Regions from separate parts of the Mus musculus genome. Here all the other regions are linked to region 2. A link is a contact called in ENCODE Hi-C or POLR2A ChIA-PET data. All regions are on one chromosome and are shown on one strand. The core of a region is the stretch at or near the end of the contact, and the rest is flanking DNA. Distances in the headings are between cores, read along the strand shown.

What was found. A loop is a pair of places that touch in the nucleus more often than their neighbours do. ChIA-PET counts read pairs that join two places held with the same protein, here RNA polymerase II (POLR2A).
Region 1: a loop to region 2 is called in a map of heart, with 7 times the contacts of the local background. The contact joins the enhancer-like site here to the promoter of Tex22 in region 2. A Hi-C loop is called at or near these places in 7 of 37 maps with a recorded cell type or tissue (gastrocnemius, heart and left cerebral cortex).
Region 3: a loop to region 2 is called in a map of left cerebral cortex, with 4 times the contacts of the local background. The contact joins the promoter of 9230104M06Rik here to the promoter of Tex22 in region 2. A Hi-C loop is called at or near these places in 14 of 37 maps with a recorded cell type or tissue (CH12.LX, adrenal gland, gastrocnemius and 4 more). POLR2A ChIA-PET finds 5 or more read pairs at or near these places in 3 of 5 experiments (Patski and embryonic stem cell).
Region 4: a map of heart shows a loop between it and region 2 (5-fold over the local background). The contact joins the promoter of Crip1 here to the promoter of Tex22 in region 2. A Hi-C loop is called at or near these places in 1 of 37 maps with a recorded cell type or tissue (heart). POLR2A ChIA-PET finds 5 or more read pairs at or near these places in 3 of 5 experiments (Patski and embryonic stem cell).

What each region holds. Positions count from the first base shown.
Region 1 is chr12:112,957,157-112,959,856 of GRCm38, forward strand. It overlaps a transcript of Brf1 not described here. Among named protein-coding and RNA genes, the nearest start is that of Gm26583, 4.2 kb to the left of the region's middle. Within about 2 kb of position 1,299, at least 1 of the 3 ENCODE cell types and tissues checked has a DNase peak (open chromatin) inside an H3K27ac peak, as active enhancers do; it is heart, where a contact is called at or near this core.
Region 2 is chr12:113,073,092-113,075,791 of GRCm38, forward strand. It overlaps Tex22 (testis expressed gene 22), which reads left to right and starts at 1,411. Exons shown (of 3, transcript NM_001361919.1): 1 at 1,411-1,768; 2 at 2,153-2,345. The coding sequence starts at 2,190. It overlaps Pacs2 (phosphofurin acidic cluster sorting protein 2), which reads left to right. Exons shown (of 24, transcript NM_001081170.1): 24 at 1-1,310.
Region 3 is chr12:112,999,308-113,002,007 of GRCm38, forward strand. 9230104M06Rik (a long non-coding RNA gene) reads left to right here and starts at 1,417. Exons shown (of 3, transcript XR_001780729.2): 1 at 1,417-1,605; 2 at 2,050-2,119. It overlaps Brf1 (BRF1, RNA polymerase III transcription initiation factor 90 kDa subunit), which reads right to left and starts at 1,314. Exons shown (of 18, transcript NM_028193.3): 1 at 866-1,314. The coding sequence starts at 1,049.
Region 4 is chr12:113,150,649-113,153,348 of GRCm38, forward strand. It overlaps Crip1 (cysteine-rich protein 1 (intestinal)), which reads left to right and starts at 1,364. Exons shown (of 5, transcript NM_007763.3): 1 at 1,364-1,505; 2 at 2,633-2,700. The coding sequence starts at 1,466.

The sequences.
Region 1 (2,700 bases), core at 49-2,548, 120 kb before region 2:
TAAAAGTCCATTGTCCACAGCTCCTGAGTTGGCCTTGGAAAAGGGAAAGAGAGAAAGAGGGAGTCCATTGGTTTTAGATTGGGACCCTGTCTGGTGTGCACACTTGAGCACCCAGAGCTCTACTGCTCTATGCTGAGAAGAGAGCAATTAGAACCCAGGCTATCCATCATGCAGGAAGCAATCTCCATGAGGTACCAAACAGTCTCCCTTTACTTAACTCCTGCTCTACACCTCTTAGAAGGGAGGCCAGAGAGAAATTCTGGGTCTAACAGGTATCCTAAGATGCACGTACCCCACTACTCCACTTCCTCACTAACACCATTGAGGCCCTGCTTCCCTGGTCTCTGGAGTTTCTTGTAGGGTACCTACCATCTAGAGGTATTACAGAGGCAAAGATATATCCAGCTAGATCCATGCCCATTCCATGTATTCTCTCACACTGTCAAGGTGTATCCATCCCCTGGTCCTAGACAGGTATCTGGGCAAAGGATGTGGCCAAACCTCAGTCTCCACCTTCTAACTATGTATAAAAGGAGTGCCCCAACCCCACCCCACACAGGGCTTGTTCCACTCCTGCTCAGTAGTGTACAGAGGACAAAGCACCTGATCAGAGAACCCAGGTCCAGGGCAGGCTGGACAGGCTTCTCAATGGGTACAATAGCTCAGGAGGGAACAGCTCCAAGTGGGAACAGTGCCTCACAGCCTTGCACGGCTGCAACTTCTCATTCTGTGGCCCAGTTCCCTCTAAAGACAGAAACACGCTCTGCCAAGCCTCACATGTCTAGGTTTACAGGAACCTTGCTGACTGCTACTGTATTGCCCCAGTGATCCTCAGTTTGCAGAGGATGGTGGCAACCATGAAGTACTAGGTTCCTCAGTTTAGGGGGCTGGCAAGACACTTGGATAGTGTACCATACATGTAGTGTCCCCTGCACCTCCCTCCTCCTGGCAGGAAGACAGAAGGCAGAGGAGGCTGGGAGATATAAGCTATCCTGTCTGCTCAGCACTCAAGTGTGCATACCACACAGAGTCTCAGTCTAGAATCCAGGATCCAATGGATTCCCTCATTTCCTAATTCCCTCTTCTAAGGTCCAGTGTGGTAAGGACTAGTTTTTCCCAGGAGGCTATCTGAGGCACTGCTCTGCACTCTGAGAAGACCCCAGGCAGGAGGATTCTGTTGTGATAACCCCAGTCAGAAAAAGCAGGCAGAGATGGACTAATTGCATGCACAGTGGGGTCATCCAGACCCAGTGCTCCTTGAGCTTCACACTAGTGCTGCTCATAGACACACACAAGGCTATGACCTCAGCTCAGAAGCATCCTGCCCATTTCACGGCTGCCCCCTACTGGGCCCTTCCTCCTCAACACCCGGCTCTCCCCAACCCAGGTCCCACATTTCAGGACACACACACACACACACACACACACACACACACACACACACACTTTGCTACTCACCTATCTCCTACGGACTGTCCTCACTCAGCACTGTCCACCTCCCTACACCCCTGTGTTCTAACTCTATCCGTGGTAGTGAGCAACTCATCTAACTACCTTACAAGAGCGCTCCAGCCTTCCCGGCCCTTGCTCCATTTTCCAGACCTTTCCTCCTGCTGGCTCCTGGGCAGACAAGGCACAGCTGGGGAGCAGGCCTCCTCCCACTTCTCCTCCCAGGGCACTTGGTTCTTTTTCCTGAGCTCCCACCTCCCACCCCTCACCCTGTACTCTCTCCATGCCACAGGCAAGTCCTGCTGTATAAAAACGTACAAACATACTAAAACTGTTCTCCCCTACCACAGTTGTGATCTCACTTCTGGGAAGGGCCTTTGAGCCTGGTTCCATATCCCCATACACAATCCCAAAGCATCGTGCAGTCTTTCCGTCACAATCACTTCCTACCTGTCTGACCATCCACTCATCTGCAGCCGCCACAACTCACCACCTCAGGCCTGGCCCCCACAACTCACCACCTCAGGCCTGGCCCCCACAACTCACCACCTCAGGCCTGGCCCCCACAACTCACCACCTCAGGCCTGGCCCCACAACTCACCACCTCAGGCCTGGCCCCCACAACTCACCACCTCAGGCCTGGCCCCCACAACTCACCACCTCAGGCCTGGCCCCCACAACTCACCACCTCAGGCCTGGCCCCCACAACTCACCACCTCAGGCCTGGCCCCCACAACTCACCACCTCAGGCCTGGCCCCACCTCCTGATCTGAAAGCCAAGTGGTCTGCATGCAAGGCTGCATCCAGGGAAGGGAGGCCGGAGTTAACTGCACCGAGGGCACTCTGTAGACCTTCTCGTGAAGAGGCCCAGGAGACAGCTTGCAGGCTTCTTGGCAGAGGGTTCTGTGCAGGAGGACTAAAGGTTCATTCTAACTGATGGGGCAGGGCCAGAACTCCACACAGACTGTGCTAGACATCAACAGGAAGCTGCACACAGGTGTACATGGCCTGCTGGTCTCACTTCCTGGGTGCTGCTGATAAACCTCACTAAGACGCTACTGGGTAGCCACAAGGACTCGTCCTAAGCAGGAGGCTGAGGCCTAAGATGCTCCGGGCAGTTCAAGACAATGAATGGACACCGGGAACGGTAGGAAGCATCCTGCCTGCAGGAAGCTGATGTGAAGTTAAAGGCACAGACCCCAGACTATGGTTGCCTAGTATAGAGAAATAACTGCCACATGTCTCTTGCTT
Region 2 (2,700 bases), core at 161-2,660:
TTATTTACTTACCTCCCTTATTGACTTGCTGAACAGGGTCTATTTGTCCTGGATAATAGGTCCCCAGGTCCCTGGGTCCAGGGCTTCTTAGTGGAACTCCTGGTGAGGTATTCTCTGAAAAGATCTTGTGCTGAGTCAGGCCACTGTAATCCTTGGAGCCTAAGAGCCTAGTTTACCTGCCCCTTGTGTTTTTTCCCAAAAGTCAACCTTCATATGAAACATTTGACCTAGATTTCTAGCCTTGAGGCCACAGGGGTTCAAGCTCTTGCCTGAGGGCAGCCCTTTTCCAGAACCTTCCCCTGTACATACGTGCTCCTTCCTTGACTGGTTCCAGGGGTCTGACTTTACACACACAAGAGGAAGGTGTAGGCAGCGTCTTTGTCCCACAGCTGGCCCAGGGTGGAGTCAGGAAAGCCTAGCACCTGAGCACCATACACCTTCCCCCCAACCCCCACCATGGCAGTGCTAGGTGCAGACCTAGACAGCAGTCCTTCCTCCCTGTGCCTCACTCCCCCAGTGGTTAGAGAGATGGTCCATTTTCCTTGCCTACCTCATGGAGCTGTAATGAGAAGTCATGGAGAAGCACTTTGTCCCTTTGAAGGATGACACCAAAGCCCCCCTGACAGGCAGTGCAGTGGTACGAACCGCAGAGTGTGTTTGCATCCGAAGCTCTGAGGCATCACCCTCAGAGCCTGCCAGTCTTAGAGGTCCCTGTCAAGCAACACCAGTTGCCATTGCTCATTGCTGTCAGTTGGGGGCCCTGCCTCTACCTTCAAGTTGGTTCCTGCCACCACCCTCTGAGTACGCAGCTCAGTATCACTGTAAAGGTACCAGTGCTGGGAGGTGGGGGTGGGGAGGCGTGGGGAGGCGGGAGGCTCAGCCCTGAAGCAATGGCTTGCCCTAGCCTTATCCTGCAAGCCTCACTTCTTCCTCTAGCCTCCATCTCAAATGAATTCCGCATAAAAACGTCCTGGCACTTCTCCCCAGGGCCAGGGTACTTGCTCCCTAAATCCCTGTGCCCTTCAGAGACTGCTCTGTCCTGGAAGGGGGCCAGCAGAAGCTGACAGCCTTGCGTGAGGATGACTCCGTTCGCTTCTGCAGACTGCCCAGCGCGCTGTGACTGATTTCTAGAGTGTGTATGTTGCTAGTTTTGTTTTTGTTTTTTTAATAAAAAGCAGGATTCATGTAAATAGCTTTTTTTGGGAGCAGATACTGATCTGTCCCATGCGACCATGTGGACGATTTCAAGGTGCTGAAGCGACACTAATAAACTGACGGCGCTCAGGCCGCCCACTGCTGTGATTTCTCTGAATGTGTTGGGGCCATGCGGCTTGAACGCTGGGGCGCACGCGTGGAGGGGGCGGAAGCGGCCGCGGAGGGCGGGGTCTGTAGGACGGAAGCTCCGTCCCTCTTCCCTAGAGCTCTGTCCTTGGATCCAGCTTTCTCAGGCTGGTGCTGAAGGTCCTAAGTCAGCCTCACCAGCCAGCTCTGTTTACCTGGACCCACATGAGCGTTCACAGGCCACACGACCCTCCACTCCCTGTGCAGACCCTTCTGAGCCTGGGCTCACCGGCTGATCCATTGTCAACCGGAGCTCATTAAGCCCCCCTCATCTGTCCCGGAGCCTACAGAGCCCTTCCCAGAGCCCTCTGGGCGAGCTCTGCATCCGCGTGGGAGCGGGTGACCCAACTCCCACATACCTTCACTGCTGCCCTTAACTGACTTCCACAGTTCATACCCACGGAGAGGGTGGGAAATGAGAGCTCAGGTTGGCGCTGAGCCTGGGCCTTGTGTGGTAGGGTTGTCCAAGACAGGAGGAGGCCTATTGAGGGTGGGATCCTAGGACTGAAGAGCTTGTCAGGACCGCAGAAGGAGCGCCCCCTGCGAGGAAAAGCAGACCAGGTGGTTCGGTGAGAGCAGAGAAGGCTAGGCTAGCATCTATTTCTAGGCTACTGCTGTCCCTGGGGGGATGCTGGTGCGGAGGATAATGGCCACAAGACCTGGGAGAGAAAGTCACAAGGGACCCCGCTACTCGGCAAGAGTAGTCACTAGGTAGAAGGCGGCCCCAGCAGGGCCTGCCATCATCTGCTTTAGGGATCTGCCGTGGCAGCAGGAACCCTGCTCAGTTCCCTTCCTGCACCTTGCCCCACAGCCCTAGTCGAGGGAACTGCAACCTGCTGTACTTAGAGATGGACAGCAGGCAACAGCGCCCCCAGAGGAAGACGCTACAGTGGCAGCTTGCTCAAGAGCAAAGACAACAGTCACCCCCACAGGGGCTTGCCGTGGCCTCCAGCCAGCCAGACACCAAGAGCAAGCCTCAGGACGACTTGCAGACCCAAGACTGGGTAAGCAGTTAGGAGAGTCTTCCGAGAACCCAGGCTTTTAGGTGGACTGGTTGGAAAGGGACACCGAGAATGGGCCTCTGGGACAAGAGGAAAGGACTGAATGGGACTGGAGGAAACATTTAGTTTTTAGGGCTTGCTTCTCCAACTACTCAGGCTAGGCTCGGAGGTAGACTTCCTCTGGTGGACACCAGGCAGAGAGAGGTCGCCTAAGGTCAGAAGGAGTGTGCCACACATACCCACATCAGCTCGTGCAGTGTCCCTGACCCCTGCTTTGAGGTCCCTCCAAAGGTGACAACTGTCCTGCAGGGCTGACCAGTAGCCCCTTCCGCTTTCATAAGGCAGGGCATTCTAGATG
Region 3 (2,700 bases), core at 167-2,666, 74 kb before region 2:
ACTCCATGTAAAAAAAAAAAAAGGAATCCTTTCAGCAAACTATGTGTGGAAAATGGTACCTCCGCAGACAAGAAAGGAGCCTCAGCCCGCACATCCCACTTTCCACAAGGCTTAACTCAAAAAATGTGGACTAGGCTTCCACTGACATAGGGATTTGGGAACTGTTTAGTGTGCCAGAGTCCCTGGGCTAGATCCCCAGTCTACAGAAAATAAAAACAAAACTGCGTAAAAGTGTAAACAATAACTTTTAGAAGACAAACGCGGTGACTCAAAGACATCTTAGATTCGTGACAAAGGAAACTCTCAAGAAAGAAAAGGCGACAAATTGGAATGCTTCAAAATGTAAAACCTTTGGTCAAAATAGTAACATTTGCCTCAAGAATCAGATATACAAAGAAAGACTTGGAAGTATAACTCACCTAGAGACTCGACATTCAACGGTTAGGAAACAAACCCTTATTTTAAAAAGATAAGGACTCAGGCGACTGGGCAGAGAATTGAGGCTGGGCACATCTTCTTCATAGCCCTTAGGGCAATGACACCTGTTAGAGTGGCCAACCGGATAAACGGAACCTGCGAGCCTGAAAGCCGTGCCTGTCAGATTTCGGGACCCAGCCCGACGACCTCCGTTGGACCGGACCGCGACGCTTGGACCGGGCAGATCGCGGAGTTTACATCGGCGTACGGGACTCGGAGGGGACCTGGCTGCAGATTCCCGGCCCGGCCCTGCCTCAGTTTCCCTGTCCGACTGCCCACGGTCTGTCACAGGACGACCTACTTCAGTTTCCCCGCCAGCCTCGACTCCTCCCTCGGACCTCGCACACGCAGCCCTGCCCGGCCCCCTCGCCCGAGCTGCAGAACTCACCGTCCAGCGACACGAACTGGCCGACCGCCGACGAGCCGCCGCCGCTGTTCTCCACGAACTGCACCTCGGACACGATGATGTTGTCCTCGAGCACCGAGCCGCAGCCCGTGCACACCGCATCGCCGCGCGCCGCATCCAACTCGATGTCCGTGCCGCCGCAGCCGCGGCAGACGCGGCCCGTCATGGTGGAGCCGCGGGGCCCCACCGGCCCCCCAGCCGCTCAGCAGTCCGCTCTCCGCCCGCGGCCCTCAGCCCGCAAGGCCCGTCGCGCCGCCTCCGTCTGCGCCGCACTCTCGCGAGGCCGCCGGCGCCACGCCTGCCGATTCGTCGCGGCAGATTCGCCCAGCGCGTGCGGGCCGCGCTGCCTGCAACGGCCGCGCCCGCGGGACCGATAAAGGAACTCAAGAATCGTTGGGACGCTGGGACCGAACCGCCGACCTTCCGGGCGGCCGGAAGCAAAGCTCCAAACCTGGAACCCGGAGGCCTCGCGGGCCAAAAGCCAACAACGGGGCGGGACTGGAGGGCGGGCGAGAAGGGCGGGGCGGGGCGGGGCGGGGCGAGGAGCGCAGCCCGGGACCCGACTCGGGCCGTGGGAGGAGCCTAGGAGGAAATGCGGGCTGAGGGAGGAGCCTGGGACAGGGGCGAGGCTTAAAGTGACGGGGCCCGGAGTAGGCCGGTGGGTGGAGCTGGGACGAGTATGGGAGGAGCCTGTAGATGGCGCCGAGGCCACGAAGCTTTCGGTATGCGGAGCCGAAGGAGAGCCGATTGTCTGAGAGAGGAAATCTGGAAACAAAGTAGTGGGATGGGTTTGTGGGCGGTAACTTGTGTGCGGCCAAGGCCCGGCCCGTGGAGCCTGCACTGATTGGCACAATAGGCTTTGGGAGCGTCCTGGGCTGGATGTAGTGGGAGTAACTTGGGGAGTCAGCAAGCCCTAGAGGGCAGGATCAAGGACTGCCGGCGGGGCAGCGTTTAAGAGGGACCTGGAATGTTCTCCCAGACTCTGCTGCAGACACCTCATCCCCCATCCCTCAGTCCCAGGGTGAACAGTCTCTGGGACCACAGTTGGTCACCTCAACGCTGAGTTCTCAGCAGGACTTCCTATTTCCTGGCAGTAACGGGTCTGGGTAGTAGGGTAGTGAGCTCTGGGTAAAGTAGAGCATACACAGAACCCTCTGCATCCGCAGGCGCTGCTCACAATCTCAGCCATACCTGTCAGTCCTTGGGAAGTTTAGCAAATCTTGTGCACTACTACAGGTAAGAAACTCCAAAATTAGACTGCAGGATGCCACAGGAGCTCAAACTAAGAGGGAAGCATTGTAAATATGCAGACTTCTGATCAGCTTGCAAAACCAGCGTTATCAACACAATTTAGAAGAAGAACAAGAACAACAACTTGGAAAAAGCCGATTGTGTTGGTGCACACCTTTAGTCCCAGCACTCCAGAGGTAGGGGCAGGTGAATCTCTGTGAATTAGAGGCCAGCCAGGACTCTGTTTTATACATAGAGTAACCCTGTCACAAACAAACAAACAGAACTTGGGAGGGATCTCCTCAAAACATAGCAAAGGAAGGGTTGGTGAGATTGCTCGTCAAGTAAATGCCAAGCAAATCTGTCTGCCTTGCTTGAGTTCAATCCCAAGAACTCTGGTAAAGGCGGACTGAGAGAATTTACTCCACAAAATTCTCTTTTGACCTCCACACATGTACCCTCTCACCATCATGTGCACAATACATATTAAAGTCAAATGGCAAATGAAGGAATTGAAGGATTTGGAGTGCTGCACAGTTCCTGTGCTCTCGAGTCACCCCAAGGGATCCCAAATCAACATGTCATTG
Region 4 (2,700 bases), core at 114-2,613, 78 kb after region 2:
GTACCCTCAGGTTAGGGTCCCTAGGAGGAAGGTAGTGTTCCAGAGGGGCTGCGTTTGCAACTGTGGGTAGTCCCTGACCCATGGTGCAACACTAATCCCATCTGAGAGTTCTGACTCCCTACCCCAGCAGTGGCCAGGGAGATGGAAATACCCCTGACTGATCCTTGCCCAGAGCTAGGTCTGGAGACAGATAAATGGGTGGGTGTGGACAGGAGTGTCAGTCAGGGCTGAACAGTGAGAACTTAATGTCCGGCTATCAGCAACTGCATCGTCAGCTTGCTAGGCAACGATCAGAGAGCCCCAACCCCTAACCCCCACTAAGCCTACAAACTACTCTGAAGCTCAGGCCAGTAGAAACCTCCCAGCCCTCCATATTTACTGTAGGCTTAGTCTGTTCTCTACCTGGTACCAACCACGGCTCAGCCTCCTCCTTAGCTGGGCAGTGGACTTGGACCGCTGAGCTCTGGGCACTTCTCCCAGAGATAAGGACTACTCATCAATTGTGCCTCGAGGCACCAGGGAAACAGCCTGGGCATGGCCTCACCCGAATTCCTTGTCTTGACCTCTAGTCTCCAACCTCAGGTTGTTAGGTCCTCAAGCTTAGAGTCTGTAGTTCCTGTGGCAGGATGGGCTTTTCTGGATGGGAGTCCCCTCTTCTGAGTTCCCCGGTGAAGTTGTGGCTGCAGTCCAGTCAGCTGCCAAAGGTCAGGGTGTTCACATGCGGCTAGCCAGAGTGGACCTCCTGGCGTCTGCGTGGGTTAGATCTGGGAAAGGCTGGAAGGAGTTGGGCTACAAGGCTGAGACTCTGAATGTCCTCAACTCTTTCCGAAGAAGCATCAAAATATGTGCAGAATCCTTGAATGCTAATTTGTGTCTCTCTGCGCTTTATTTGTGTGTGTGTTCACATGCGCACGTGTGTTTTGAAACAGGGTCTCACCCTAGAGACCAGATTGGCCTCACCAGTTTTAGTAGGACAAGCAAACACACCACGTCCCACTTTATCTGCACTTTAGAAGTTTCCTGTGCTTACCCGGTCTCCAGCTAGCCGTTGCAGGTGCAAAAAACGCTAGGCTAGACAGAGCTCTTGGTCCTTCGAGGGGAGGACTCAACGACCCCTATTCAAGACCGGAGACTTGCCCTGCCCCAGGCAGGGGGCGGGGCCTGGGTCCGCAGGAGCCGCTGGGCTTAGAGGGTCCCGGGAAGACTCCGCACCCCTGCATGGCCCTTGGCCAGTTTATCTTGCCGGAGGCGAGTATGAACCAGATGACCATTCTTGGCCAGTCGGCCTGGATCAGCGTTCCCAGGGGTCCAAGTCCCGGACTGAGGGGGTGGGGCGGGGGCGGGGCCTTAAAGGGCAGGGCCACGGGGTCCCTGAAAAGCGCGGACCAGGCGGGCGCCACCCAGTCCAGAGCCTGCAACCTACTTCCTTCTAGCTGCAGCCACTTGTGCAGGACCAGGTACCGCCATGCCGAAGTGCCCCAAGTGCGACAAGGAGGTGTATTTCGGTGAGCACGCTTGGGTATCCCAACCTCTCTCCACATGCCCGCGGGCGTACTGCAGGCGGTACGCGGAAGCGTGGTCCAGAGGCGGACAATATTGGGCTGTTCAGGTGGACCTGGCTGTCTAGAGTCCAGGGCATCGCCTGGGATAGAACCCATAGATCTTGCCCGCGGCTTGAGGGTGGGACAATTTGGTGTTAAACAGAACCGACATCTGTGCCTACTCGCTCTTATGTTTCTGGGTCGGTCTTCTGGCTTCCTTGTCTCTGGGTCTCCAGGTCTCTGTGACTCCCATGCTTGTGGGTCTCCCCTTCTCTGTGACCCTGGCCTCTGGATCCTGCTGTCTCTCCCGCCTTCTGTCTGTGCGCCTTGGGCGGGGTCCCTGCTGGATAGGAAGGAACGCGGGACTAGGGTGGCCCCTCCCAATGCTAAGTAGAAACAGACGCCCAAAACCACGTCCGGGGGGTTCGATCTCGGGTGCTCGTTTTCTTGCTGTTTGCGCGCCCTAGGGCTTCTATGAGATAGTGCGTGACTAAGAGGTCCCCTTGCCCCTGCTGAGGAGAAGGGTGTGCCCAGGTTTAGTGCAGAGGTCAGAGGACTTTAACTGGGTTTACCTAACCTTAGATCCTCCAGACTTGTTCTCCTCCACTCTCAAGTCTGAAGGCCTCCTCCTCTCCAGCTCTACAAGCCCTCGGGGGTCATATCCCTATGGTGACACTTAAAAGTGTCCCACCAATGAGCCGGGATGGGTGGGTGGCCAGGTAGCCCACGCCTTTAGTCCCAGTGCTTTAGTCCGGGGAGGCAGAGACAGGAGCATCTCTGTGAGTTCAAGATCAGCCTGATCTACGGAGTGAGTTCCAGGACAGCCAGGGCTACACAGGAAAACCCTGTCTCAAAACAAAAACAAAAAACAACCTAAAAGAAAATATCCCACCAAAAAGGTGACCCTTCTGGTTTGTGAGGTGGGATTGGCTTGAGAGCACCATAGTTGCCCCTAACCCTCTCTGGAGCACAGTGGTCTCTGGGGACACAGGGTGGGCTGCCACATTGAAAGAATGAAGTGTGGGTGTCTGTGCAGCTGAAGAGGGGTTGCAGGGACTCCAGTGTCTCACAGTGGATCTGTGCTTCTGCAGCTGAGCGAGTGACTTCACTAGGCAAGGACTGGCATCGTCCCTGCCTGAAGTGTGAGAAATGTGGAAAG